2 separate regions of the Homo sapiens genome follow, and region 2 is linked to region 1. A link is a loop called in an ENCODE intact Hi-C map of the cell type or tissue named here. Cell type or tissue: B cell. All regions are shown on one strand. Each heading gives the region's core, and the rest is flanking DNA. Links, peaks and the distances in the headings are about the cores only. Region 1 has its middle 22 kb from the start of ADAM19. Region 2 overlaps ADAM19 (ADAM metallopeptidase domain 19).

Region 1 (15,020 bases), core at 7,367-9,866:
TTCTTTTTTCTTTTTTTTGAGACAGTCTTGCTCTATCCCCCTGGCTGGAATACAATGGTGTGATCTCAGCTCACTGCAACCTCCGCCTCCCGAGTTCAAGCAATTCTCATGCCTCAGCCTCCTGAGTAGCTGGGATTACAGGTGCCTGCTACCATGCCTGGCTAATTTTTTTTTTTTTTTTTTTTGAGATAGCGTCTCACTCTGTTGCTCAGGCTAGAGTGCAATGGCACGATCTCGGCTCACTGCAACCTCTGCCTCCCAGGTTCAAGCAATTATCCTGCCTCTGCCTCCCAAGTAGCTGGGATTACAGGCGTGTGCCACCACACACGGCTAAGTTTTTGTATCTTTAGTAGAGACGGGGGTTTCACCATGTTGGCCAGCCTGGTCTCAAATTCCTGACCTCAGGTGATTCACCCGCCATGGCCTCCCAAAATGCTGGGATTACAGGCTTAAGTCACTGCGCCCAGTCTAATTTTTCTATTTTTAGTAGAGACGGGGTTTCACCATCTTGGCCAGGCTGGTCTTGAACTCCTGACCTCAGGTGATCCACCTGCCTCGGCCTCCCAAAGTGCTAGGATTACAGGTGTGAGCCACCACCCCTGGCTGGTTGATCCATTTTCTAAGAAAGATTGGTACGATGTGAAAGCATGCTATGTTCAGTAGAAGAAATACTGGAAAGACACTGGTCACCAGGACCCAGGGAACCAAAATTGCACCTGGTAGTCTGAAGGGTCGTGTGTTTGAAGTGAGTCTTGCTGATTTGCAGAATGATGAAGTTGCATTTAGAAAATTCAAGCTGATTACTGAAGATGTTCAAGGCAAAAACTACCTAACTTCCAAGGCATGGATCTTACCTGTGACATGGGGGAGAGAGTGGAATTTAGCCTAAGTCAGCCTGGTCCCAAGGTTCCTTAATCTGGAACTCTAAGGCCTTTTTAGAATATTATCTTAATTGTCTGCTTGTCTGTTGAATGAAAAGGGATCCATGTAGGCCTCACGCCTGTAATCTCAGCACTTTTGGGAGGCCGAGGCAGGTGGATCACCTCAGGTCAGGAGCTCTTGACCAGCCTGGCCAACATGGTGAAACCCCGTCCCTACTAAAAATACAAAAAATTAGCCAGGCCTGGTGGCAGATGCCTATAATTCCAGCTACCCGGGAGGCTGAGGCAGGAGAATCGCTTGAACCCAGGAGACAGAGGTTGCAGTGAGCCGAGATCGCCCCACTGCACTCCAGCCTGGGCAACAAAAGTGAAATTCCGTCTCAAAAAAAAAAAAGAAGAAAGAAAGAAAGAAAGAAAGAAAGAAAGAAAGAAAGAAAGAAAGAAAGAAAGAGGCTCCATATAATTGGTATTGGAAATTTCTCCTCAGTCATCCGTAACTATCAAACTGTTAGTGCAATCCTGAACTAAAGGTCTTTAATTATGACTTTGTTCATCACAAAGGTTTCCGACTCTTTGAAAAAGACAGAACATCATTATTTCTTCCGACAAGTGCTTCTTCAAATGGGATCCCAATCCTTAAACCTTGCAGGAATATTGACATTGGGAGGAAGCCAGTGCTCAGCCCCAGTTAGTATTTCTCATCTTTAGGTAAACTTCTCCTTTTAAAGCTGTTTCCTGGGCTTTGCTTTTTACTTAGAGAACTTTGGTTACAGAGAACACATGGGAAGGGTTTTGCGACTGTACTAATCAATAAGCTTCAATAGGTGGGATGGAAATGATGGGCTTAAGTGGTCCCTGGAGACCCTCCGTGAGCCAAATGCACTTTCAAGATATCTACAACAGTGGCTTTTTTCCCGTCTCTGTGCCTGTGTCATTTACTATTCCTAGTTTTAAACCCATGTCTCTATTCAGAGAAAAAGACTACCTTGTGCGTTTGTTGCACTTTCTTTGAGATGAAATTTTTCCGGCCTTCAAAGAAAACCCTTTGATTTCCAGCCTCTGAGTCATAGTTTTCATATACTATTGAAATCACTCACAGTCTGTGAAAAAGGATGTGCGGTTATGGAGGAGAACTGTGGCCCAGGAAGTAGCATGAATCATTGAAATGTGGTGCATGGAGAACCACCCTCCATGGGCAGTAAATTCCCTCTACCCCCTTCCTCTGCCCTCAGCATCACCTCCCGCTGCCTGCTCCGGCAATTGGTCTAACATACAGGCTCATCAATATGTGTCTGAGTTAGTTGCCAACATCAATTGTTCGCACCTGTATAACTCTCTGTAGTTTGCAAATATTTTGAATCATTTATCGACATCTGCACCTGTTCATTCAGTAAATATGAATTTAGTAGTAACAGTAATATTATGGGCCCACCATGAGACAGTTCACCAGACATCAAACCTATGGTAATTATCAAGAGTTATAAGTCATGGTCACTGCCAAGATGGAGTTGGTAGTCTAGGGCGGGGATTTTTTTTAACATAATTCAGTGAAATTTAGTTGAATTGTAATGTAAAATGTATTTCCTACTGAGGATCACAGTCAAAAACATTGGAAACACACTGGTTTAGTGGAGGCTATTGTCAAAAGCCCCCAAATCCGTCCTCCTCATGGCCATCAGAGAGTCATAGAGTCTAGTGCAGGAGGCAGCCATATTATTACTATCATTGCTTGTAAAAGTGTTTGCCAGGCACTGTATTTTGCTGCAGAAGCAAAGGCAACCAAACACACATGTCCTCATCTTTATTTTGGGGGCTCCCCATGACCCTCAGAATGAAGGCTCAACACCTTCACCTGACCCAGAAGCCACATCCAGATCTCGCCTCTGACTATCTCTCTGGCTCCCTTCCCCATTGCTCATAACACTCCCCCTCTTCCTCTACAGATGCCCTCCTGACGCTAGCTGCCTGGAAACACCTCTCCGTCTTTGAACACTCAGCATGAGTATCACTTCCTCTGTGCCTTTGCCCCTCTCCTCCAGGCAAAACTAACTGCTTCATGCTTGGTCTCCCACAATTACCTTCCTCATCCCCCTTCTTCTGGCACCCTTTTTTGGGAAAAGGGGGAAGATCTTGCCGTCTCCCACCCCTTGCCACAGGGTGCTGACAACAGGCAGGGCTTGTAGCATAGGCTCCTGATTTTGGCCTAGAATGCCATATTCTGTCTTTTGTAATTGATCCAAGGATGGCATATAACCCAAGCAAGGCCAATCAAAGTCCATGAGCCAATATCTTCCCTTCTGTGTTAAGATGGTTTCCATTGGGTCTCTAAAGGGTCCTGAATATATAGTCTCTAATGTTACAGCATTCTTATTTGTCTACACCCTGTCTCCTATAAATTCCTTCAACACAGGGACTGTTTTTTTTTTTTTAATTTAAAAAGTATGTGGACCAGGTATGGAGGCTCATACTTGTAATCCTAGAAGTTTAGGAGGCTGAGGAGGAAGGATCACTTGAAGCCAGGAGTTTGAGGCCTGCCTGGACAACATAGCAAGACCTCATCTCTATTTTAAGGAAAAAAATGTGTATGAATATGTATGTGTATAAACTAATATGATCTCTCTATAGGAAATTTGTTGGCAATTTCTCTGTAGAAAATTTTAAAAACACACAAAAAAGTTGTTGAACACCTGTAATCCTCTCTCTCCCAAAGGCATTTTTAAACAGTCTTTTAACAATGCAGATACACATAATACTCACATTTTACACAAGTAGAATATAATTGAATGTACAATTTTAAACTCATATTTTTCACTTAGTAATCTACTGTGAAAACGTTTTCATGTTACTAGATATTTTCCACATAATTTTTATGGGTTGTCTATTACTCTGTCATGTGGACGAAATATATCATGGTCTATTAATCAAACTTTTATTAGAAATTTTGGTGGTTTTTAAGAGCCTAGGAAAACAAAAAAAGAAGGAAAAAAACACTTTTTTTTTTTTTTGAGATGGAGTTTTACTCTTGTTGCCCAGGCTGGAGTGCAGTGGCACGATTTCAGGTCACTACAACCTCTGCCTCCTGGGTTCAAGCGATTCTCCTGCCTCAGCCTCCTGACCAGCTGGGATTACATGCATGCGCCACCATGCCCGGCTAATTTTGTATTTTCAGTAGAGATGGGGTTTCTCCATGTTGGTCAGGCTGGTCTCGAATTCCCAACCTCAAGTGATCCACCTGCCTCGGCCTCCCAAAGTGCTGGGATTATAGACGTGAGCCACCATGCCCGGCCTAATAAAACACACTTTTTAAGAAAGAAATTTTGGGGGTTTCTACTTCTATTATGAAAAAGACTAGACACTACAAAGAATGGTCTCTTCATTAGATGATGCTGGATCAGTCAGTTATCTATATGGTGAGTGCATTTGTTATCTATTGCTGGGTAACAATATTACCACAAACTTGCTCCTTAACACAACACACACTTATTATCTTACAGTTTCTGTAGACAAGAGTTTGGGCATGGCTTACCCAGGCCCTCTGCTTCAGGGTCTCACAAAGCTGCAGTCAAAGTGTTGGCCAGCAGCCAGGTGCAGCGGTTCATGCTTGTAATCCCAGCACTTTGGGAGGCCAAGGTGGGAGGATCACTTGAGGCTAGGAATTCAAGACCGGCCTGGACAAGATAGCAAGCCCCTGTCTCTGGAAAAAAAAAAAAAATAGCTGGGAGTGGTCGTGTGCATCTGTAGTCCCAGTTACTCAGGAGGCTGAGGCAGGAGGATTACTTGCATCCAGGAATTGGAGGCTGCAATGAGCTGTGACTGTGCCCCTGCACTCCAGCCTGGGCAAAGAGCAAGACCTCATCTTAAAAAATAAAAAGGTGGTGGCCAGCATTGCAGTCTTTTCTGACGCTGGACCAGGGAAGACTTGCTTCAAACTTGTGTGGTTATTGGCAGAATTCAGTTCCTTACAGGATGGAAACTGAGGGCCTGAGTTAGTTGCTGGCTGTTGGCTTAAGGCTGCCCTCACCTCCTTGACACATGGCCCTCTCCCCAGAGTAACTCGCAACAAGGCAGCCTGCTTCTTAAAAGCCAACAAGGGAGGCAGTCTCCTCCCAAATTGGGTGTTACAGTCTAATGTAACACAGTCATGTACTGTACATACAATCACATACATCAGTCACCTTTGCTGTATTCTGTGGCTTAGAAGCAAGTCAGGGATTCCATCCACACTCAAGAGCAGGGATCACAGAAGAACACAAACACTAGGGTGGAAACTGTGGGGACTGCCCTGGAGTCTGTCTGTCTCAGGAAGGTTCCCACACTTTCTCCATATATGGTAACTTTAGTGTCTCAGTAATTTTTTTCATGGCAACCCTCAGTCAAAAGAAATACCTAACAGTTCTTAATCCCAGCACTTTGGGAGGCCAAGGCAGGTGGACCACCTGAGGTCAGGAGTTCGAGACCAGCCTGGCCAACATGGTGAAACCCCATCTCTACTAAAAGTACAAAAATTAGCTGGACATGGTGGCACATGCCTGTAATCCCAGCTAATTGGGTGGCTGAGGCAGGAGGATCACTTGAACCCAGGAGGCAGAGGTTGCAGTGAGCTGAGATCATGCCACTGCATTTCAGCCTGGGCGACAGAACAAGACTGTCAAAAAAAAAAAAAGAATGAACGAAAGAAAAAGAAATACTTAACAGTTCTATTTATTAAGTAGTTAGATCCAAACAACTTAATGAATAATTATATCTTAACAACGTAGTAATCGTTTGGAAAAAAATACTTGTAAATTGAAAGAAAAAATATTTTGTTTTTAAGTAACCACAATATTGACCAATAGACTGTAGACTGTGCTCCTGTTGAGGACTACACAGTTTCTCAGGTCTTGGAATCAGACAACATCATCATTTTCATTTCCTGATTTCACATGGCATTTACTTTTTATCATAGCAACCTCAAAAAACCCTGCTTTGCAAAAATATCATGTCATTGAAGGGAATGGAGTATGATTTAACATTGAAACTGTGAACGATTTCCAGCTAACAGTTTATATGGTATCCAACAGTTGTCACTGTGCTTCCCTCAAAAAGGTAAAATGTCCCATGGCCCCTCTGTGAGTTTACTGCAGTGCCCAAGGGTGACTTGGTGCACCATTTGGGAAACACGGCCATATGGAAAAAATTATCTTGATCTCTACCTCACGTCATAAAGATAAATTTCAGATAGGTTATAGATCTAAATGTAAAATGAATGTAGTAAAGTTTTTTGAGAAAAACATAGGAGAATATTTTTCTGCTCCTGGGGTGGGAAACAATTTCTTTTCTTTTCTTTTCTTTTCTTTTGAGACAAGGTCTCGCTCTGTCATCTAGGCTGGAGTGCAGTGGCGTGATCTTGGCTCACTACAACCTCTGCCTCTCGGGCTCAAGTGATCCTCCTGGGCCACCATGACCAACTAATTTTTGTATTTTTTTGTAGAGACGGAGTTTTGCCATGTTGCCCAGGCTGGTCTCAAGCTCCCGGGCTCAAGAGGTCTGTCTGCTTTGGCCTCTAAAGTGCTGGTATTACAGGCATGAGCCACAGCACCTGGCCAACAATTTCTTAAATAGGATACAAAAAGTAGTGCTCATAAAAATGATGAATTCTAAGATATTAATGTTAAGAATTGCTTTGTATCAAAGGAGAGTAAGGACGTACCCTGTAAAGTGGAAGAATATATTTTCATATATATGACTGACCAAAGGCTTGTAGCCAGGATATTTAAAGAACTCCTGCAAACCAACAGAAAAAAACAGCTTGCCCACTTGAAAAATGGAAAACAGACTTGAACAGGCTCCTTGGGAAAGGGGATATCTAATGGCCAACAAAGAGATGACAAGATTTTCACTAATCATCTTATTCACTATCAGGAAAATGAAAGTTGAAACCAAAAGTCAGTACCAACACAAACCCACCAGATGGCTAAATTTTTTTTAAAAATGGAAAATGTCAAGTGTTATCAACCATGTGAAGAAACCAGAACTCTCTTACAAAGTTGATTGAGGTATGAATGGATACAACCATTTTCTTGGACTGTTTAACAATATCTTTTAAAGCTGATCATATACTATGACTCAGCAATGTCAGTCCTAGGTATATACCTAAAAGAAATGCAAATATATATTAACCAAAAGAATGCTCACAACAGCACTGTTTGTAATAGTCTCAGTCTAGAGACAACCCAAATATCTATAAATGGTAGAACGGATGACTAAACTGTGGTTCATTCTGATAATGGAATACTATGCAGAACAGACAATCTATAACTACATAAACGATATAGTGAAATCTCACAAACACAAAACTTAAGCAAAAGAAGCCAAGACCTTCCCATATCCCTTTCCCCCAAGTTACATACTGGATGATTCTATTTATATAAAGTAAAAAGAGGCAAAATTAATCTATATTATTAGAAGTCAGGCTAGTAGTTACCCTTGCTTAAAGGGGGATTTGTGACTAGAAGGTGGCAAAAGGGGACTTCTGGAGTGCAGGGCATGTTCTCTTTTCTTTTTCGATAATGTGGGTGTGTTCAGGCCGTGAAAATAGTTGAACTGTTTACTGTGATATGTACATCCTTTTTTTTTTTTTTGAGACGGAGTCTTGCTCTGTCACCCAGGCCGGAGGGCAGTGACACGATCTCGGCTCACTGCAACCTCCGCCTCCTGGGTTCAAGTAATTTTCCTGTCTCAGCCTCCTGAGTAGCTGGGATTACAGGTATGCACCACCACATCCGGCTAATTTTTGTATTTTTAGTACAGATGGGGTTTCGGCATGTTGGCCAGGCTGGTCTCTAACTCCTGACCTCAGGTGATCCGCCTGCCTCGGCCTCCCAAAATGCTGGGATTACAGGCGTGAGCCACCGTACCCGGTCTATGTGCACTCTTTTAGTATGTTTGTGGCACTTCAATTAGAGTTAAAAAAATAAATAACGCTTCAATGAACATCCTGATAGCTATGTTTTTGCAGAAATTCCTGTTATTTTCTTTTGACTGAATTTCTAGAAGTGGAATTGCTGAATAACATGGTTCAAACATTTGTATAGCTTTCAATGTCTCTTATCAACTCTCCAGGGGCTGCTTTTATCTCCTTGTACTTAGCACTTGACACCGTCTAACAGATGTTTGTTGAATGGGTGAATGAATGAAGGCCTTCTTTCAGGTCCTGGAATGAATAGAGGCCTTTCAAGCCTGAGAATGGTGGCTGTCTCTGCCACCTGAAACTTTCTTCCCTCTGTTCTTCATACCAACCACAAACTCTCAGCTCAAAAAACAACTCAAGAGAGCCTTACCCCACCATGCTGTCTAAAGTAGTCCTCCTTTCTCATTCTCTCTTTTAGCATCAATTGTTTACAAATATCAATGTGTAATTATTATATTTTATGTATATGTGTATTTGCTCACTTGCTTACTGTCATCTTTCCCACTAGATGCTAAGTACCGTGAAGATAGGAATGACATGTGTCTTTGTCCACTCTTATAATCCCAGCAGCTAGCACAGTGCCTAGAATGGAGGAGGCCTTTGCATGATTGAGATATTTTCAGTCACAAGTGACAGACCTCTAACTCAGACTAGCTTGAGCAAAAAAGAAAATTATTGGCTCATGTAGTTGAAAAGTTGAGGCGGCTGACTTCAGGCATGGCTAAATCCACAGGTTCAAATAATAATACTAGGACCTTGTCTCTCTCTTTCTCCATACCTCTTACCACTGTTTGACTTCATTTTTTAGACAGGTTCTTTCCTGACATGGCAGCAAGAAGACAACTCATAGCTCCAAACTTATATTGCTTACCATCTCAGACGAGAAGAAAGCAAATTTTTGATAGAGCTGTCAAGAGTCTTGGGGAAGATGCCCATTGGTCCAGCTTAGGGCCATATACCCATCACTGAGCCAAGCACAGTGGGTTTAATGATGCAGTTCTACACCCAGGCGTTGTGTTCTTGACTATTCCTGAGCAGTGGTTGGGGAGGAGAGGAAGATCCACCCACTCAGACCACAAGAGCAGATGTGAGCAAGGGCTGACTTATTTGCCTAATTCTCACTTCAACTTACCACTCAACCAGCTGCAGGAACTCGACTTTCTGAGTGTGTGCAGCCATTAACCTAAAACTAGGCAGTCGAGACCTACAGGTCTTCGAGCTGTTCTCTGGCTAAGTGGAGCCAGCTGAAATTAAGTGCTTTATTGATTGCCATTTTAAACAATAATTTCAACTTTCATTTTAGATTCAGGGGTACATGTGCAGGTTTGTTACATGGGTATATTGCATGATGCTGAGGTTTGGGATGTGAATGATCCCATTACCCGGGTAGTAAGCATGGTATCCAATAGCTTTTTTTTCAACCCTTGCCCCACCGCTTCCCCCTCTAGTAGTCCCCGTTGTCTATTGTTTCCATATTTATGTCCATATGCACTCAATGTTTAGCTCCCACTTATTTATGAGAACATGCAGTATTTGGTTTTCTGTTCCTGTGTTAATTTGCTTAGGATAATGGCCTCCAGCTGCATCCATGTTGCTGCAAAGAACATTATTTCATTCTTTTTTATAGCTGCATAGTATTTCATGGTGTATATGGACCACATTATCTTTATCCAATTTACCACTGGTGGGCACCTAGGTTAGTTGATTCCATGTCTTTGCTATTGTGAATAGCACCGCAATGAACATGTGAGTGTATGTGTCTTTTTGGTAGAATGATTTATTTTCTTTTGGATATATACCCAGTAATGGAATTGCTGGGTTGATGGTAGTTCTATTTAAGTCCTTTGAGAAATCTCCAAACTGCTTTCCACGGTGGCTGAGCTAATTTACATTCCCACCAGCAATGTATAAGCATTCCGTTTTCTCCACAGCCTTGCCAGCATCTGTTGTTTTCTGACTTTTTAATAATAGCCATTCTGACTAGAGTGTGGTATCTCATCGTAGTTTTGATTTGCATTTCTCTGATGATTAGGGATGTTGAGCTGATTGCCATTTTCAATTGGGTAGTATATTGCTGGGTTTTTCCTGAATGCTTTTGCCTCTGCAGTTTATTTAGGGGTTTAGGTGGAGATCTGTCCTTTGTAACAAACATAGGGGTGGAGTTCATATATAAGATTTTTTCCTTTCACAATCCTTATTCTAAATGGGTCTGTTTATACAAGTTTCTTGATCTGTTTAAAGATCACACCCCCACTCTTCCCGTTTTATCCACATCCTTCTCCTGCTTCAACCAGATCAACCCAAAGTTGACTGAGCTAAGTGAAAAACAGGAATTTTCATATTGGTATGCAGGGGTATATCAGATACATAAACTTGCTGGCAGCCTTAGTATTCACAGCCTTGCAGACTCACCACTTCAGACTTTTAATCTGGTTCCCTTTTCAGGATTTGTCCATGACCTTGAGGAAGTCAATTTCCTCTTTCTGGACCTTAGTAGCCCTAGCTATAAAATGAAATGGTGACCCTATCTGCAGGGCAAGATGGTTTCTAAAGTATCCCCTAGGTTTCTGATTCTGGAATTACCTCCTCCTCTCCTTAGCAATCTGGTGATGAGAGGGTCACCTTTAAGTGTGGATTCCAAACTTTGAGGTGGCTGCAAAACAGTTACATGATATGTGGGTCCCAATGCAAAACGAAAATGTGAGACCCTCTTCTCCAAAAATTATTAAGAATTGCAAAATGGCAATACCAGAGCATTAAATCAAGTGTGAGGCTCTCCTGAGAATGATGCCCTGTGCAACTGCCTGGGTTGTACTTCTGGGAAGCCAGCCCTGGGTGCCTGAGCTGATCAGATGTGATACAGAGATAGGTGTTAACCAGCTGCACTCATGTTCCTCCTCCAAATTCTGCATTGTGTTTCCACCATGTTTTGCAGGGATATCAAAATCAAATGCCAGCAAAATAAATGAGTGATGTAGGTTAGGGTTAGTGAAAAAAAAAAGGAGCAACTGATATTGAGCTTTAAGCAATTGTCACCACGGGAGAATTTAGACTTACTATTGTCTGACTTTCTAATTTTTCATAAGAGCCACAATCAGGAATTTTTTTTCTCTGATTTTTGAACATTTGGCAACTGTTCAGAAAAAATATCCAAAATTTGGAAATGAGGCAAAAGAATGACTGCAGTTTCTTTCATTCAGTGGCATCTAAGATCAGTGGTTCTCAAAGGGTTTTCCCTGGTAAATAGCATCTGCATCAACTGAGAACAAATCATCAGTCTGCCCCAGATGTACTAAATCAGAAACTCTGAGGTTGGAGATCAGCATTCTGTGTTGTAATGAGCCCTTCAGGGAATTTTGCTTTAAGCTTAGGTTTGAGAATCACTGCCCTTAACCACTCACTGTCTTTTCTGTTCAGGGCATTGTCTAACTCCAGGGAAACACAAGATTGTTTCACCTGCTGTTTACTGTTTGTGATTAATTAGGGGTCTGACATTTTATAACTCTGTAAAGTTGGATGTTAAATTACAGAAAACGAATAAATTGTCAATGATTTTTTTTTTTTTTTGTCCAGTAAAGCTGTAAACGATTATCGTCTGGTAGAGAAGATAACCCCAAAGAATGTAGTTTTATTGCCCTGTAGGTTATTAACCAGTTTGGATCTCAATCTTATTTTAGAGTTCCTTTTGTCTAGTTTTTCCTGTCCTTTTTTGAACCACCTTGGTGATCTTGCTGGTTCTCTGATTAGTTAATTAAAACCTGGAAAATGCTCACTATGTATTTTTATGATAATTAAATTTTTAACATTTTGAAAATATTTTGGACACAACTACAATCCAAATTATTTTTACAACACTGTGTTGGCCCACAGGTCACCAGCTCATGACCTCTCACAAAGAGGATTCCAGCTGCCTTATTATCCATACAGAAAACATCCTTGACCATTTGCTCCTATTATTCTTAATTTCACCTCCCGCTCTCTCCCTCTTGTCACATGAGGCCATTTGCCTTTCCCCAAACACTAAACACTTCCCATCTCTGTACTTTTGTTCATATGCACTTTTCTGCTTCAAGGCTCAACTTCAAAACCCCTCCTTCATGAAGCCTCCTACGATCCTTGTTTATATCCAATCTCTCTTTTTCTGGGCTTTTCCAATCCTTAGCTTCCGTTCCAGGAAAACACTTGTTTTCTCTTACCATATGTAAAATCAAGTTTGGACTGTCTCCTAGCAATGCTTTTCAGACTTTAAGTAGCAGCCAAATCACCTTGGGTTTTTTTTTTTTTTTTTTTTTTGGATCTTATTAAAATGCAGCTTCTGATTCAAGAGGTCTGGGTGGGAACTGACAGTCTGCATTTCTAATAGGCTCCAGGTTCTGCTGATGCTGCTGGTCTGTGGACCACACTTGGGCTAGTGAGGCTCTAGAAGGCAGGGGCTCTTACCCAGGAACCTCTGTTTCCAGGGCAAGTCATAGCGCTTTGCATAGAGCTGAATGAAAAATTCATGGACCCAGATGTCCTTTGGGTGTGGCTATAAATGCAAAAGGTTGTTGCTCTGAAATCTGTATCCCCACGTCATCTCCGTGGGAGAAAACTCCCATGCTAGGGTTCTATCTTTTTTTCCTCCTTTTCCCTCTTGGAATTGTGTCCTGGCTGTGTGACCTTGGGGAAGTTGTTTACCCCTAAAATGCCAATTTTCTCTTCTGTGAAATGGGATCCTAACACCCAGTTCACATGGCTTTTTGAATGGATCAAAGAAGATAATGGAGTGAAATGTCTGCAAAAGGTTGGTGTAACCTCTAAATCCCACCAGGGCTTTATCTAGAAAGGGGAAAAAGCACCTAGGGAAGGGTGGCTGCTAGCTGAGGAGGGGAAACAGCTGCAGGAAGCTGGCTCCTATGATACATTTTGCATCATTATCTATTAAAAATATTTGACTTCCGGTTTCTAGTCCTGCATGAAAGGAGCTTAGAAGTCACCACTCGGTCGTAACAACAAGTAAAAAGCTTGATGAACTGAAAAATCAGCTCTTCTCATGTCCAGTGGAGAAGTGAGGTTATATGGCAAGCTGCTGCCCACAAAATTGGAGAAACAGATAGATACAGAGTATCATAACATCAGAGCAGAAACCCACCAGCAGGAACCTCCTGGGAGGTGCTGGGGGAAGAAAACTGGAACTGTAATTGACAAACTGCTAAAGACTCCGCTAATTTTTGTTATTTTTAGCAGAGACAGGGCTTTACCATGTTGGCCAGGCTGGTCTTAACTCCTGACCTTAGATGATCCATCTGCCTTGGCCTCCCAAAGTGCTGGGATTACAGGCATGAGCCACCATGCCCAACCAACTGAAAAACATTTTAAATATGATTAATATGCTGAGGGCTTTAATGGAAAAAGAGACAACATGCAAGAACAGATAGATAATGTAAACAGAGAGGAGGGAATTCTAAGAATTAAAAAGAAATGTTAGAGATTAAAATCACTGTTACAGAAATGAAGAATCTATGATGGGCTCATGAGTAGACTGAACATGGCTAAGAAAAAAACCTCTGAGCCTGAGGATGTGAGAATAGAAATTTGCAAAACTGAATAACAAAGAGAAGAAAAGACTGAAAAAATAAAACAGAATACCCAGTAATTGTGAGACAAGTACAAAAGGTACAGATACACACAATGAAAATACCAGAAGGAGAAGAAAAAGAGAAAGGAGCAGAAGCAATAGTGAATTTCCCTAGATTAATGCCAGACACCAAACCACAGATCCAAAAAGCTCAGAGAACACCAGGCAGGATATATGCCAAGTAAACAAACAAACAAACAAAAAACAGGGACACCTAGTCACACACGAGGAATATGTTAAAATGAACAAACAAACGAAAAACTACACCTAGTCATATCATAATAAAACTTCTGAAAATCAAACACAAAGGCAAAATCTTGAAAGAAACCAGGGGGAAAAAAACACCTTATTTAAGGAAGAGCAAAAAATTGGAGCTAGCTTTTCAGAAACCATACAAGCAAGAAGAGAATTGAGTGTAATATTTAAAGTGTTAAGAGAAAATCCCACCAATCCAGAATTCTGTACACCATGGTACAGAATTCTTCAAAAACAAAGGAGAGGCCGAGCACAGTGGCTCACGCCTGTAATCCCAGCACTTTGGGAGGCCGAGGTGGGTGGATTACCTGAGGTCATGAGTTCAAGATCAGCCTTGCCAAAGTGGTGAAACAGCATCTCTACTAAAAAAAAAAAAAAAAATTACCCAGGAGTGGTGGTGCACACCTGTAATCCCAGCTACCTGGGAGGCTAAGGTGGGAGAATCTCTTGAACCTGGGGTGAAGAGGTTGCAGTGAGCTGAGATTGCACCATTGCACTTCAGCCTGGGCAACAGAGTGAGATTCTGTCTCAAAAAAAAAAAAAAAAAAAAAAAAAGCTAGGGAGAAATAAAGACTTTCTCAAACAAAAATGGAAGGAATTTGTTGCCAATAGTCTGCTTGCAAGCATTTTTTTTTTTTTTTTTTTTTTTTAGATGGAGTCTCGCTCAGCTGCCTAGGCTGGAGTGCAGTGGCGTGATCTCGGCTCACTGCAACATCCACCTCCCAGGTTCAAGTGATTCTCCTGCCTCCTGAGTAGCTGGGACTACACGCCCAGCTAATTTTTGTATTTTTAGTAGAGATGGGGTTTCACCATGTTGGCCAGGATGGTCTTGATCTCTTGACCTCATGATCCACCCGCCTGGGACTCTCAAAGTGCTGGGATTACAGGCGTGAGCTACCACGCCCAGCCAATAAATATTTTTTAAAAGTTCTTCAGGGAGAATGAAATTGATAAAGGGTCAGAAACTTAGGTTTACATAAAGAAAAAATGAGCAACAGAGAATAAATAAATGACAATAAAATGGAAACTTTTATTTTTCCTATTCTTAATTCTTCTAAGAGATAACATTGTGTTCAAAATAATAATAGCAACATATGTATTCAATTATAAATGTTTATATATACATGTACATGATTATCTGTCAGAGAAATGAATCACAGCAATAATACAAGGAATGGGAGGAATTAGGACTATTTTGTTATTATAAGGTATTCACACTACCCAGGAAGTGGTAGAGTGTTATTTGAAAGTGGACTTGGATTAGTTGTAAATGTATTTTCCAAACCCTAGGACAACTTGATATGCTAAAAAAGGAGAG
Region 2 (15,020 bases), core at 8,280-10,779, 110 kb after region 1:
ATTGACTGTGTTTTCCTCTCATTCCTTGGCTCAGCTGTTGGCTCCTGGGACCCTGTGCCGCGAGCAGGCCAGGCAGTGTGACCTCCCGGAGTTCTGTACGGGCAAGTCTCCCCACTGCCCTACCAACTTCTACCAGATGGATGGTACCCCCTGTGAGGGCGGCCAGGCCTACTGCTACAACGGCATGTGCCTCACCTACCAGGAGCAGTGCCAGCAGCTGTGGGGACCCGGTAAGGCTCTCCTGGGGAGCACGGCTCTCCCCAGCCCACCACTTCCCAGCCAGCCTCCCCTGGCCCTCAGGGTAGTTTGGAATCTTGGCTTCAAATGGCACCTCTAGATACTACCTCTTTCATCCCCTTGACTCAGGGTAGATGTTCAGGGAGAACCAGAGGACAGTGTTCCTTCCCAGTCCCTTGATGCTTTTATTTCTCAGAGTGGACAATTGAATAAGAGTAATCCAAAAGAAAAATGAGCAGAGGATGGAGACAGAGAAGCAAATGCAAATGGCCCTTAAGCTATGAAAAGACGTTTAATCTCAGTCATATTAAGGGAAAGCAAAGTATAATTATGATGAGGTGAGATTTTTCATATATCAGATTGCAAAGACTGAAAGTTAAGATAATAATAATATAACAACAATAATAATGATATAGTGTTGTGGAGGGTGTGAAGAAACAGGTAGATATAACCACTATGGAAAGCAATTTGGAGATATACTTAGAAATGCAGCTAACACTTGCACATGTATGTGAGGATATATTTACTATGATGTTTACTGCACCATTGTTAGCCATAGCAACAACAACCTATGTGTCCTTCAGTAGGGACCAATTAAATTAATTCTGGTACATTCATATAATGCAATGCTTTATGGCTAAATAAGGAGGCAGCCCTATATTTACTGAATAAAATCATCTTCCACAAAAAATTAAGTGAAAAATGCAAGGTGTAGAACAGCAAATAAAATATGCTTTCAAGCCAGATTTGGTGGCTTGCACCTGTAATCCTAGCTACTCAGGTGGCTGATATGGTGGCTTGCACCTGTAATCCTAGCTACTCAGGAGGCTGAGGTGGGGGGATGGCTTGAGCCCAGGAGTTTGAGGCTGCAGTGAGCCACTCCACTCTAGGACTCCAGCCCAAGCGACAGAGGGATGTACCATCTCAAAAAAAAAAAAAAAAAAAAAAAAAAAGACTGGGCACAGTGGCTCACGCCTGTAATCCCAGTACTTTGGGAGGCCAAGGCAGGTGGATCACCTGAGGTCAGGAGTTCAAGACCAGCCTGGCCAACATGGTGAAACCCTGTAACTGCTAAAAATACAAAAATTAGCCAGGCGTGGTGGTGGACGCCTGTAATTCCAGCTACTCGAGAGGCTAAGACAGGAGAATCTCTTGAAACTGGGAGGCAGAGGTTGCAGTGAGCTGAGATTGTGCCACTGCATTCCAGCCTGGGTGACAGAGCAAGACTCTGTCTCAAAAAAAATAAAAAAAGAATATGCTTCCATTCTTTATTAGATAGATTATCTCTAGAAGATACACACAGAATTATACCTAGGAGATACAGAAATTAGAGATTTAAGTATCTTTAGAAAATATACTGTTAATAAGTGCTATTCCTCCAGGATGTAGAGAAGTAGGAACTGGATGACTACAAGAAAAATTTTCCAAGACATACTTATATCTTTAAAATATTATGCATGTATGACCTATTTTTTAAAATCTTGAATCGGAACATGGCTTCTTCATTAGAGAGCAGGCTTAGCATGCAACCCTCCCCACACACAAATATAAATCCTCAATAAGGTAGGAAGAATTTACATAAAACAGGCCAGGTGTGGTGGCTCACGCCTGTAATCCCAGCACTTTGGGAGGCCGAGGCGGGGGGATCATGAGGTCAGGACTTCAAGACCAGCCTGGCCAAGATGGTGAAACCCCATTTCTACAAAAAAAATAAATAAATAAATACAAAAATTAGCCAGTCATGGTGGTGGGTGCTTGTCATCCCAGCTACTCGGGAGGCTGAGGTAGAGAATTGCTTGAACCCAAGAGGCGGAGGATGCAATGAGCCGTGATTGTGCCACTGTATTACAGCTTGGGTGACAGAGCGAGAATCCATCTGAAAGAAAAAAAAAAGGATTTATATAAAACATTATTCTCTGAGTAGATCTTGTTGAGAATATGGGGATGGAGTAACCTGGAGGGAACAGGAAGAAGAGGCTGAGTATTCCCTCCCAGAAAATATTCTTACCTTCATGACTTTACCAAAGATACCTTTGCCCTTGGGGGCTTCTGACAGATGAGTATACTGATAGATGTTGCTTGCCCACCCAGGAGCCCGACCTGCCCCTGACCTCTGCTTCGAGAAGGTGAATGTGGCAGGAGACACCTTTGGAAACTGTGGAAAGGACATGAATGGTGAACACAGGAAGTGCAACATGAGGTGATGACCAAAGGGCAGGCCTCATGAAATGAGGATGAACAAGCAGTTTCTGCTCTGTCCTCACTGTTGCCCAACTCAGCAGTGTGACTGGCCCCAGAGCTGCACCTTTACGTCAATCAGTTGAAGTCAGTCATCTATTCTCGGCCCCCTGTTTGACAATGCACTTTTCAGCTCTGAGGAAGTCAGAGGAGGGTGTGGGTGGCAGTGCTTCCTAGAAAGCTGATCGGGCTTCCTTTGGGGACCATCTTACAGTAGGGCAGGGAATCAGCCCTTTTGGGTCATTTCTGCCAAATTCTAATCATGCCCTAATTTGAATAGCTCCTCATTCATTAATTCACTCATTCATTCATTTATTCATCATTCATTCCAACCAACCATCCACTCATCTGTCTACCCATCCATCCATCCATCCATCCATCCATCTATCCATCCATCTACCACCCACTCACCCACTGATCCATCCATCTATCCATCCTCCACCACCCACTCACCCACTCATCCATCCATCCATCCATCCATCTGTCCGTCCATCTATCCATCTACTATCTATTGAAGATTTACTGTCTATCTACTATCTATTGAAGATTTACCATGTGCAAGATATTGTGCTGAGTGCATGGAACTTCTAATTAACAATATAGTATGACAATGGCAATGTGGAGAGAGCCATCCAACCCATCTTAGTGTGTCAGAGTGGTTTCCCAAAGGAAGTTATACCTACACTGAGATCTGGAGCAGTTACCTCGGTGAACAGGGTGGAAGGTGGTGCTGGTGCATAGGAGAGTAATCCAGGAAGAGAGATGAATAGAGAAAAACTGGTGGTTGAAAGAACTGAGAACAGTTTGATACAGTTAAAGTATAATGTTGGGGTGCAAAGGAGAAGGTCTGCTGAGAAATTAGCCTGGATAGTTTAGCATGGACCAGATCATGAAAAGCCTCAAATGCATGGCTAGGGGAGTTTAGATTTTAGCTTGAGAGCAGTGTGAAAATTAGACTCCTATGAGGCAGACTGGAGGCAGGGAAATCAATCTTCTGCAGACCAGGTAAGGGGGGTGGGGCAGTGTGAATTAAGGTAGATAGATAATAAGATAGATAATTAAGGAGGGAAGATTGATAGGGTTTGAAAATGGCTTGAGCCCAGGAGTGAGGGAGAATGGGGAGTTGGAGATGACCCCAGATTTCTAGCTGGAACTCCTGGGTGGACAGCGGTATAAGGGGCAAAAAGGGAAAGATTGCTCAGCTCAGGTGGCTATTCTTGGAGTTAAGGACTTTTCGAGGCCAGTTCTCTGGTCTAGATTTGCTCAGGGTCAAGGAGCCTGTTCTCTTCCCTTGGTGTCAGTCCACATGGAATCTCTCCTGGTGGGTTCCAAAGCACATGACTGCCCTAAACCTTTGCCCCACCCCACGCAAGCCTGCTGTCTTGATCAAGAAAGACTGAAGCTCTCTGGTGCCCCAGCTCTTCCTCTGCCTCTGATTCCGCTTCCTTCCCTCTCTGTCTCTTGTGCCCAGAGATGCGAAGTGTGGGAAGATCCAGTGTCAGAGCTCTGAGGCCCGGCCCCTGGAGTCCAACGCGGTGCCCATTGACACCACTATCATCATGAATGGGAGGCAGATCCAGTGCCGGGGCACCCACGTCTACCGAGGTCCTGAGGAGGAGGGTGACATGCTGGACCCAGGGCTGGTGATGACTGGAACCAAGTGTGGCTACAACCATGTGAGTCCCCTCCCCTGCTCACCTAGGAGCCAGCTGCAGAGCAGAGTGATTGAGAAGTGAGGTCTGAGGGAAGGATGCCTGGGCTCAGATGCCACCTCGCCAACCTCTGAGCCTTGGTGGCTCCCTTCATGAAGCGTGTATAGTGACAGCAGGCACCCACCCCAGAGAACTGTCGGAAGGATTAAAGAAAATCATCCCAGTAAAGCACTTAGGTGGCCTAGCTAGTGCCACTTTCATCCTCATCGCTAATTATCATAGGAATTAAAAATGGACTAGGAGTTAGGGAAGCCTGAGCAAAATAATAGCACAGACTCTATCCTCCAGAGTCGATTCTGATAATGAAACTATGGAAAACATGAAGCATTTAGCATAGCACCTGGCACAGAGTACTGTCACCATCATTATTTTTAAATATAATGTTAAAATTGATACATATTAATGACAAGTAATTAACATAATCAACATAATAGTCCTTTAATGTGATAACACATAAATAATATTGTATTGTTAAATATGATACTTTAACAATATATTTGTCGTTTTCTCCCTAATCACAAAAGTAATAGCAGAATTTAGTTGGCTGTTGTCCTGTCCTTAGCGTTGTGGGCTGTTTTCCATTTTTCACTTTGATAGTAACCTGAAGTGTGCTGCCTATTTGGGCCCTCATACTTTTTTTCTTTTAAGATGGAGTCTTGCTCTGTCACCCAGGCTGGAATGCAGTGGTACAATCTCGGCTCACTGCAACCTCTGTCTCCCAGGCTCAAGCAATTCTCCTGCCTCAGCTTCCCGAGTAGCTGGGATTACAGACACAGGCCACCAGGCCCAGCTAATTTTTGTATTTTTCGTAGAGATGGAGTTTCACCATGTTGGCCAGGCTGGTCTTGAACTCCTGACCTCTGGTGATCCGCCCACCTCAGCCTCCCAAAGTGCTGGGATTACAGGCGTGAGCCACCAGGCCGGGCCATGGGTCCTCATATGTTCCAAGTGCAAAATCTTGCCTCCTAACTCCCAACCAGCATCCCTCCCATTGCACTGATCGTTCTGTTTTCTCTCCGTGCAGATTTGCTTTGAGGGGCAGTGCAGGAACACCTCCTTCTTTGAAACTGAAGGCTGTGGGAAGAAGTGCAATGGCCATGGGGTGCGTGCTGGGTTCTGGCTTCTCTGTGTCATGGGGACGTCATGAGGGCAGGCCCTGTGGGTGGCTGATGCTCTCTGGGGTGCTGATGCCTCTGCCCTTTCTTTGCTCCAGGTCTGTAACAACAACCAGAACTGCCACTGCCTGCCGGGCTGGGCCCCGCCCTTCTGCAACACACCGGGCCACGGGGGCAGTATCGACAGTGGGCCTATGCCCCCTGAGAGTGAGTGCCAGCCTGCTGGGGCCACTGCCCGCTTTTGTGAGAAGAGCGGGCATCAGGGGCAGGTGGCATGTTGCAGAGCATCCACATTGAATCAGCTTCATTGTCCTGATTTTGTAGAGAGGAAATCAGGATAAAGACAGACCAAGAGAGAGGAGCGACTGCTCATAGTGTGGTGTGGGGACACGGTTCAGTCTCTCTTCTCCCATCCTTTCTACTGAGGAGGGGGAGCCCGCTTAGTAGAGTGAGAGTAAGAGAGACTGTAGGTCATTGAATGTTCCCATTCTTTTTAGGGGACACGGTGACTATTTCTCTTTGGGCACTTAAAAATAATCATGAACCTGGGACACATTATGGTGGTTTAGATTTCCTCTGATGGACACAAGTTAAAATGGAGAACCAGACACTCAGAAAATTTTATAGTATTTTAGTGGATCTCTCAAGGATTCTAGCACTATGATTTCTAAAGTTTTTTTTTTAAAAAAAATAGCAAATAACTTTAAAAAAAAAGCACCAAAATCTTTCAAGGAAGAAACCCCAATATGTAAAACTGATAAAAAGTAGTGTTTTGTTAGTACAAATACGTTCTCTATATTTACATTAACCACTTGAGAGAATATTGGGGTAGTTTTGATGAAACCAAATGTTAAGTTATGGATTATGGGTGAGATGTCTAGTCTTAAATCTGTCTGAGTCTTTTCGTTTCTTTGTTTTTTTTTTTTTTTTGAGACGGAGTCTTGCTCTGTCACCCAGGCTGGAGTGCAGTGGTGTGATCTCGACTTACTGCAACCTCCGCCTCCCGGGTTCAAGTGATTCTCCTGCCTCAGCCTCCTGAGTAGCTGAGACTACAGGCATGTGCCACCACACCTAGCTAATTTTTGTGTTTTTAGTAGAGACGAGGTTTCACCATGTTGGTCAGGATGGTCTTGATCTCTTTACCTTGTGATCTGCTGACCGCGGCCTCCCAAAGTGCTGGGATTACAGGCATGAGCCACTGTGCCCGGCCCATAATGTGTGTTTTTAATTATAATTTGTAAGTTAAAATAAGTAATACAAATTAAATGCAAATCAAATGCCTGAAGAAGAAGCACGAATACCTATTTTGAAATCTGCTGTAGCCGAGACAGCTTCTAAATCTCCCACTTGGGTTCTGTTTCTGGAAGGTGTGGGTCCTGTGGTAGCTGGAGTGTTGGTGGCCATCTTGGTGCTGGCGGTCCTCATGCTGATGTACTACTGCTGCAGACAGAACAACAAACTAGGCCAACTCAAGCCCTCAGCTCTCCCTTCCAAGCTGAGGCAACAGTTCAGGTATGACAGGGTTCAATGGAGGACTCAGGGTCAATTTATGGGTCACAAAGGTCTCCATAAATGGTACTTAGCAAAAGTGTTGGTGATAGTGGGTCTAATTCAGGGAAGACAAGTGCAAGATACATGCTGCCCTCTCCCCTGCTATGACTGTGACAGGCATTACTAGTTGATCTTATTGTAAGTACTCTACTGATTCTGGTCATCACTCCTGAGTTCTTCTCAGCAGAATATCCCCAACCAAATCAAGTTGAAATATAAAATAAAATCTATTTGCCATCCTTTGTCTAGTTGATTTATTCCCCATTTTATTTTATTTATTTTTGAGATGGAGTTTCACTCTTGTTGCCCAGGCTGGAATGCAGTGGTGCAATCTTGGCTCACTGCAGCCTCCGCCTCCTGAGTTCAAGCGATTCTCCTGCCTCAGCGTCCTGAGTAGCTGGGGCTACAGGTGCATGCCACCATACCCAGCTAATTTTTTGTATTTTTAGTAGAGACGGGGTTTCACCATGTTGACCAGGCTGGTCTCGAACTCTTGACCTCAGGTGATCTGCCCGCTTTGGCCTCCCAAAATGCTGGGATTACAAGCATGAGCCACCATGCCCAGCCCCCTCTTTGTCTTTTTAACCACTGTTGCTTTAAAGTTTGTTTCATCTGGTATAAGAATAGCTACTCCTGCTCGCTTTTGGTGTCCCATTTGAAAAGTGATGTATTATTTTGGATATGGAAGATGTACAGTCTCTGAGTCACCTATTAAATAACACTTGTTCTGGAGGGGATTTTAAGTCCCAGGTCTTTCTGGATCTATGCCTGATGGGGATTGGTTGATGGCTCGTGACACCCTTGTGTCTCCTCACAGGGGAAGGGTCTTAAAAGGGTGAAGAGAAGGTGCTGAGAGAGCTCTGCTTTGTATAAGGCCAACTCTGTTTCCTTGAGAGTTCTCCATTGGCCACACGTTTTTCTACTTAGGAAGATGTGGTTCGAGAAGACCAATCCCACTCCCTCCAGAGCAGACTTGGGAAAGATTTAGCTGCTTGCTGGCCGTGCTTGGGTCAAAGGGAACTCAGGCACTGTCCCCTGCTGAACATCGTCCCCTTTCTTTTCCTCCCCCATTTCTTGTTTCTAGTTGTCCCTTCAGGGTTTCTCAGAACAGCGGGACTGGTCATGCCAACCCAACTTTCAAGCTGCAGACGCCCCAGGGCAAGCGAAAGGTAAGAGCTTTGCACCACTGAACTTTGCTACTTTTCCTTTATCCCTCAGGGCCATGCTGTATTTTTCTTTTTGAGATGGAGTCTTGCCCTGTCGCCCAGGCTGGAGTACAGTGGCGCCATCTCAGCTCACTGCAAGCTCCGCCTCCAGGGTTCACGCCATTCTCCTGCCTCAGCCTCCCAATTAGCTGGGACTACAGGTGCCCACCACCATGCCTGGCTAATTTTTGTATTTTTAATAGAGACGGGGTTTCACCGTGTTAGCCAGGATGGTCTCCATCTCCTGACCTCGTGATCCACCCGCCTCGGCCTCCCAAAATGCTGGGATTACAGGCATGAGCCACCATGCCCGGCCGCCATGCTGTGTTTTTCTAAGAGCCTCTGTGGGCCCATGGGATTGGTAATAAAAGCCCTTTTATTGGCTGGAGAGACATGTTATTTGGTTCTGACATCCCCTAATGACTTTAAAGGTTGCATCTGACTTCTGGGATCCTCAGGGGTTTAATAGATTGGTGTGTCTGTTCTCCCTTTGGGCTCTGGTTTATCTCAAAGAGACACACAAGGCCAGCCCTGAGTGATTTCTTGTCTCAGGTGTTCCTTGACTTGTGCGTACAGGTGATCAACACTCCGGAAATCCTGCGGAAGCCCTCCCAGCCTCCTCCCCGGCCCCCTCCAGATTATCTGCGTGGTGGGTCCCCACCTGCACCACTGCCAGCTCACCTGAGCAGGGCTGCTAGGAACTCCCCAGGGCCCGGGTCTCAAATAGAGAGGACGGAGTCGTCCAGGAGGCCTCCTCCAAGCCGGCCAATTCCCCCCGCACCAAATTGCATCGTTTCCCAGGTAAGTGGATAATCAGCAACCTTGGGCTGGGAACATTGCTTTTAAGGCCACTTTCAATGGGTAATGGCAAAGGTGGGGAAGGTGAAACTTGTGGGGTCATGAGCTGACTGCCTTTTCTGCAATTCAGTCAATACGGGGGCGCACAGCAGGTTAGAGCAACGAACGTGGGGAAATAGACTCTCTAAGAAGCTCCTAAACCATGTGGCATTTTCTCCCGGGTTGGCCTATTTTATGACAAGCCACTACCCACCTTCCACCCCATATTAACTTCTGTCAGTTCCCCCATGCTCGTCTGCCTGCTAGGTCTTTGTAAATGCTGCTTGTTCTGCCTGATACGCTCCTTCTCTCCTTGGTGGGGCCACCTCCTGCTCATCCTCAGATCTGCTCCTAGATGCCGCTTCTCCCAGGAAGTCTATCCTGATTCCTCAATTCTGAGGTTGATGGGACTGTACTTCTCTCATCATAGTACTCTTCCTACCAAATTGTACCTATTGGTACCTTCTACTGATTGGAAAGTCTTAGGGATGTATCCTGATGCCTTGCCCATCCCAAGGGGCAGGTGCCTCTGGGAGGTGAGAGTGGGGTCTAGACTCTCCCCCACCAGCCCTGGTGCTCTTGGAGGCATAGCCTGCCCAGCAGCCTGTTCCCACTGCGTGTGTGTGCTCTGATGGCTCTGACCACACCTTCTGCAGGAGATCCCCCAGTGCAGACACAGGTGTTTCCTGGGTGGCGGCCGGGTGGGGTGCCTTCTGGAACTGGCCTGTGTGTTTTGGGTGTGACCCCTCAACTGAGACTGCTTTCTCTGGGTGTAATCCAGAGGGCTCCATGGAACCCAAGCTGTCTCTGACCCTAAGGACTCTGGGGTTGGCTGCAGGCTTTGGAGGGTCCTTGGGATGTGTGGCAGTGGTACAGTTTGGGAAGGCTGAGGGCATCCATTCTGTTTCTCTGCTGTGAAACTGCTGCTCTCCCCTTCCTTTTATGTGGGGCAGAGGTAGGATGGAAAAATCCATGCAGAAAGAGAGGAAAGATTGACAGGGAGAGAGAAGGAAAGAGGAAAGGAAAAAAGCAAGAGAGGGGAGGAGTGGAGAGAGAGAGGTGGAGAGTGTACTCGTGTGCTGAGGGTGCTATAGCAGAGTACTGCACACTGGGTGGCTTCAAAACAGACACTTATTTTCTCACAGTTCTAGAGGCTAAGAGTCCAAGGTCAAGGTGCTGGAAGGGTTGATTTCTGAAGCCTCTCTCTGTGGCTTGCAGGTGGCCGCCCTCTTGCTGTGTTCTCACGAGGCCTTTCCTATGCACTTCTGCCTCCCTGGTGTCTGCCTGTCCAACTCTCCTCTTCTTATGAGGACACCAGATTGGATTAGGTGGCCTCATTCTATCCTAATCACCTCTTTAAAGACCTTATCTCTAAATATGGTCACATTCTGAGGTACTCAGGGTTAGGGCTTCAGCATATGATTTTTTTTTTTTAAATGATGAGTGCACAGTTCAGTCCCTAACAGAGAGATGAAAGAAAGGGAGAAAGCAGGCGTGTAGAGACTTGGGGTTACAGGAGAACAGGAGTGCCAGCAGAGGGAGGAGGGAGTGGGTCGGGCGAGCAGTCCACTCAGACTGTTGTTCTGAAAAACCCACACTAGAGGCATGTTCAGAGAACACGGGGCCAGCCTCACCCCTGTCACCCCTAGGTGCTGAGCCGTAGGTCAGGAAGTGTCAGGGACAGCGGGGACCCAGCTGTCTGTTAAGTGGTGGAGGCTGTGCATACCCTGCACCTGCACCCCTGGGACTGCTGGCAGGAGTCCCGGGTGCAGGAAGCTGCCCAGCCAGTGGCAGGCACCCCAAAACACAGCCCCCAAGCACAGCTTCTCCTGGGCCCCGGGTCCCAGGTGGGTGTCTCTCTACAAGCGAACAGTGGGAGGCAGCTGCTCTGAGTGGGGGCTGCTGTGATGACATTGGGCTGCCACCTGCCTCCTCACAGCCATTCCAAGAAGGGAGTTGCTGCAGCCCTCATTTCTCTTGGAGGTTGCCAGGCCTCATAGGATTGAAGGGACTTGCCCGACATTGCACAGTTGTGAGTGGAGGAGCTAGGACTTGAACCCAGGTCTCATCCAGCTGAGTGAGACAGCCTCCTGCCCTGGGGCCACTCACAGTCTCCAGTCTGCCATCAAAGATTCCCCACCTCCTAGCTGGGGGACATGGACCCCCTGGAGAAGTGATAGATGAAACCTCATCACTTCTTCAGTTCTGCTATTCTAAACCGGCTTATGCACCTGCACTCTGGGCCAGGCAATGACGAGGAAGGCAGATGGCAGCTTTGCCTCCAGGAGCTCACATTCTGCTGGGGCAGTGACTCTGGGATATGTGTCACTGCAACAGTGATATGTGCTGTGAAGGAGAGGCTCAGGGTGCTCAGAAGAGAGTAACGAGGATTTGACCTAATCTGGGAAATCCAGGAAGGTTTCCCTGAGGTGGTGACATTTGAGCTGAGACATGAAGGAGGAACAGGACTTAACCAGGCTGTGAGGGCAAGTGATGAAGGAGCTTTCCTGGTCCCAGGACCCACTAGTAGGGAGGCTCTGTCATGGGAGAGGGCCCTGTGGATTGAAGGAACTTAAAGGTTTGTGTGCTTGGGTCCCAAGGAGCTATGAGATGAGGCTGGAAAGCCAGGAGGAGCCCGTCTATGCCCAGGCCACATAGCCTTGGTCAGGACTTTGGTCTGTATTCCATAGGAAGAGGACAGTGGTGACATGATGCAATTTTCTGTTGACAAGGATTGATCACTCTTTGGGATATCTTTAGGCAGGAGAGAGGTGTAGTTCCTGCAAGGGGCCCATAGATGCTTCTGAAGCTGTTAATCTACTGTTTGACCTGCATGGGGATTACTTAGTGTATTCACGTTGTGATAATTCATCTAGTTGTATATTTATGATTTGTTCGCCTTTTTCTGTGTGTATTATATTTGAATTTTTAAAATAGTTTTAAAAAATGAAAGTCACTCTAGAAGCAAATGGGTGTCCTAGTTAGAAGATTTAAAGGTTGTCCTGAAGAAAGATGGTAAAAGCTTGGAGCAGGGAGTAGGCAGGGCTGATGAAGTGAAGCTGATGAGAAATGTGCAGAAGAGAAAATAGATAACGAGTTGAAGATCCATTGCTTGGCAGGGGATGACGCCCCGTGTCAGGCTTGTGCAATCTGATTGAGTAAGATGCCATCCCTTGTGGAAGGGAGCATGGGCCAGAGTAGCTGAGGGACTGTTTCTGCTCTAGAAAAAGGAAAACAGTGCTGGGCGAGGGCCCTGGTAGGGCTGAGTTGGATCATCGCAGATGTGGCCTGTGGCTGGTTGCCCTGGGAGGCCCAGTGCTGACATGCTGATGAGGCTCCTGCCCAAACTCCAGCCCCTCAGTGGCTCATTTGCACAGCTCCCTTGGGAGCACAGCCTTTCCCAGTTGCAACCTGACATCTGCACCCAGCTGTCACCTGCCCCAGAAGGTCTCTATCCTGGCTTCCAGCAACCATTGCAACTTGGCAGCTATTCTGAGCTGGGGAAGGTGGTGGTGAAGGGGGCGGGTTGTATTGTCCTTCTAGATAGAGCTGAAGAACATGGCTTTTTGGCCTTAAGAATTTGCTTTAGTTTCTGATTCCATGAAGCTTCTTGGGGAAAATCTCGGCTCTTTGTGTTATTCCTGCCCTCTCTATGTGCTTGCCTTTTGTCCACTTTAATACGTGGTAGTGACCCTCTCGAGAAGGGAAGGAAGTCAAGGGGAGCAGGCACTGGAACTCCCTTCTATGCAGTTGGCTTCCCCTTAAACCCCAACAGCTTGGGGGCCTGCGGGTGGGACAGTCATTCTTTGCCCCTTAAAAAACAATGGATCAACTAATACGTGTTGAGCACCTACTGTATACTAGGCACTGTTCTGGAAGCCAAAGATGTATCAGTGAACCAAACAGATACGGACCCCACACTGCTTCCACTCTAGAGGGGAATGGAGAGACACAAAGTAAAAATCAACTGGATAAGTAAATAAATTATATATGTTGTAAGGCAGTAAGTGATATGAAAAGAAAAGAAGAGGTATATTAGGATAAAAAGGTCAGGGAATGTCAGGGTGGGGGCTGTTGTAATTTTAAATAAGGTAGTCAGGGCAAAGCCTTGTGGAGATGGTGAGAACATGAAGGTAATAGTAACACAGGAAGGACAGAATCCATGAAATGTGCCACACACATGGACAACCAACATGAACAAAATATAGCTGCTGCTTTGTTTAAATTTTGTTTTAATCTTAACAGGCAATACACGTACATGCTCTTGTTAAAAAAAAAAAAAAAGGAATGTTCAAGGGCTGGGCGTGGTGGCTCACACGTGTAATCCCAGCACTTTGGGAGGCCAAGGCAGGCAGATCACCTGAGGTCAGAGTTCGAGATTGGCCTGACCAACATGGCGAAACCCCGTCTCTACTAAAAATACAAAAATTAGCTGGGCATGGTGGTGGGTGCCTGTAATCCCAACTACTCAGGAGGCTGAGGCAAGAGAATCGTTTGAACTCCGGAGGCAGAGGTTGCAGTAAGCCGAGATCATGCCATTACACTCCAGCCTGGGGGACAGAGCAAGACTCCATCTCAAAAAAAAAAAAAATGGAATGTTCACCTGGAACACACCCCTCCCCTTTTGCACCCCATCCCAGTGTAATCTCTTTGGTCTGTATCCTTCCTTTTTTCTGTTACAGACATTTCTATTAGGCGGTGAGCGTGCTGACTTATTTTATGTCAACTATCCTCTACAGCTTGTTTGTTCCACCTAACAACTCTTGAACATCTCCCCACGCCAGCCCCTATCAACCTACTTCATTCTTTTTAAGTGCTATATCATCTGTCACTTTATAATTTTAGTTATTTTTCTGCTGATGAAATTTTGCTTATTTATAGTTTCTTTGCTGTTACAAACAGTGCTGCAAGGAACAACCTTGCAGTTTCATTTTTGTGCACGTGTGCAAATAGTTCTCTAACATAGGTCAGAAGAAGTAGAATTACTAGATCAGAGAACAGTTATTTGTAATTTTTTTTATTATACTTTAAGTTCTGGGGTACATGTGCAGAATGTGCAGATTTGTTACATAGGTATACACATGCCATGGTGGTTTACTGCACCCATCAACCCGTCATCTACATTAGGCATTTCTCCTAATGCTATCCCTCCCCTAGCCCCCCACCACCCAACAGGCCCCAGTATGTAATGTTCCCCTCCCTGTGTCCATGTGTTCTCATTTCATGTTCATCTCCCACTTATGAGTGAGAACATGTGGTGTTTGGTTTTCTGTTCTTGTGTTATTTTGCTGAGAATGATAGTTTCCAGCGTCATCCATGTCCCTGCAAAGGACATGAACTCATCCTTTTTTATGGCTGCATAGTATTCCATGGTGTATATGTGCCACATTTTCTTGATTCAGTCTATCATTGATGGGCATTTGGGTTGGTTCCAAGTCTTTGCTGTTGTGAATAGTGCCACAATAAACATACGTGTACATGTGTCTTTATAGTAGAATGATTTATAATCCTTTGGGTATATATCCAGTAGTGGGATTGCTGGGTCAAATGGTATTTCTAGTTCTAGATCCTCCCTATTTAATAATGGTGCTGGGAAAACTGTCTAGCCATATGCAGAAAGCTGAAACTGGATCCCTTCCTTACACCTTATACAAAAATTAACTCAAGATGGATTAAAGACTTAAACTAAGACCTAAAACCATAAAAACCCTAGAAGAAAACCTAGGCAATACCATTCAGGACATAGGCATGGGCAAAGACTTCATGACTAAAACACCAAAAGCAATGGCAACAAAAGCCAAAATTGACAAATGGGATCTGATTGAACTAAAGAGCTTCTGCACAGCAAAAGAAACTATCATCAGAGTGAACAGGCAACCTACAGAATGGGAGAAGATTTTTGCAATCTATCCATCTGACAGAGGGCTAATATCCCCAATCTACAAAGAACTTAAACAGATTTACAAGAAAAAATCAAACAACCCTATCAAAAAGTGGGTGAAAGATATGAACAGACACTTCTCAAAAGAAGACATTTATGCAGCCAACAAACATATGAAAAAAAGATCATCTTCACTGGTTATTTGTAATTTTAATAGATACTGCCAGCTTGCTCTCCTGACTTC

Evidence for each region. Hi-C counts contacts between places; a loop is a spot of excess contacts. Peaks named below come from ENCODE experiments on the same cell type or tissue, not always from the same donor. Only the 100,000 strongest peaks of a DNase experiment are listed, where the experiment ranks them.
Region 2: a loop joins it to region 1, with 2.7 times the contacts of the local background. A loop is called at or near these places in 2 of 110 quality-filtered maps.

What each region holds. Positions count from the first base shown.
Region 1 is chr5:157,590,538-157,605,557 of GRCh38, reverse strand. No RefSeq gene overlaps it. Among named protein-coding and RNA genes, the nearest start is that of ADAM19, 22 kb to the right of the region's middle. RefSeq lists an enhancer at 2,946-3,105 and a silencer at 11,056-11,155. In B cell, for the core only: no CTCF peak of the experiment used is centred there; DNase peaks (open chromatin) are centred at 7,417 and 8,907; H3K4me3 peaks cover 1,672 bases; H3K27ac peaks cover 2,500 bases.
Region 2 is chr5:157,482,104-157,497,123 of GRCh38, reverse strand. ADAM19 (ADAM metallopeptidase domain 19) reads left to right here. Exons shown (of 23, transcript NM_033274.5): 14 at 35-230; 15 at 2,329-2,437; 16 at 3,947-4,151; 17 at 5,212-5,289; 18 at 5,401-5,509; 19 at 6,670-6,814; 20 at 7,938-8,022; 21 at 8,635-8,859. Among named protein-coding and RNA genes, the nearest start is that of NIPAL4, 29 kb to the right of the region's middle. RefSeq lists enhancers at 128-629, 10,163-10,663 and a silencer at 10,406-10,495. In B cell, for the core only: no CTCF peak of the experiment used is centred there; DNase peaks (open chromatin) are centred at 9,573, 10,113 and 10,563; H3K4me3 peaks cover 499 bases; H3K27ac peaks cover 2,500 bases.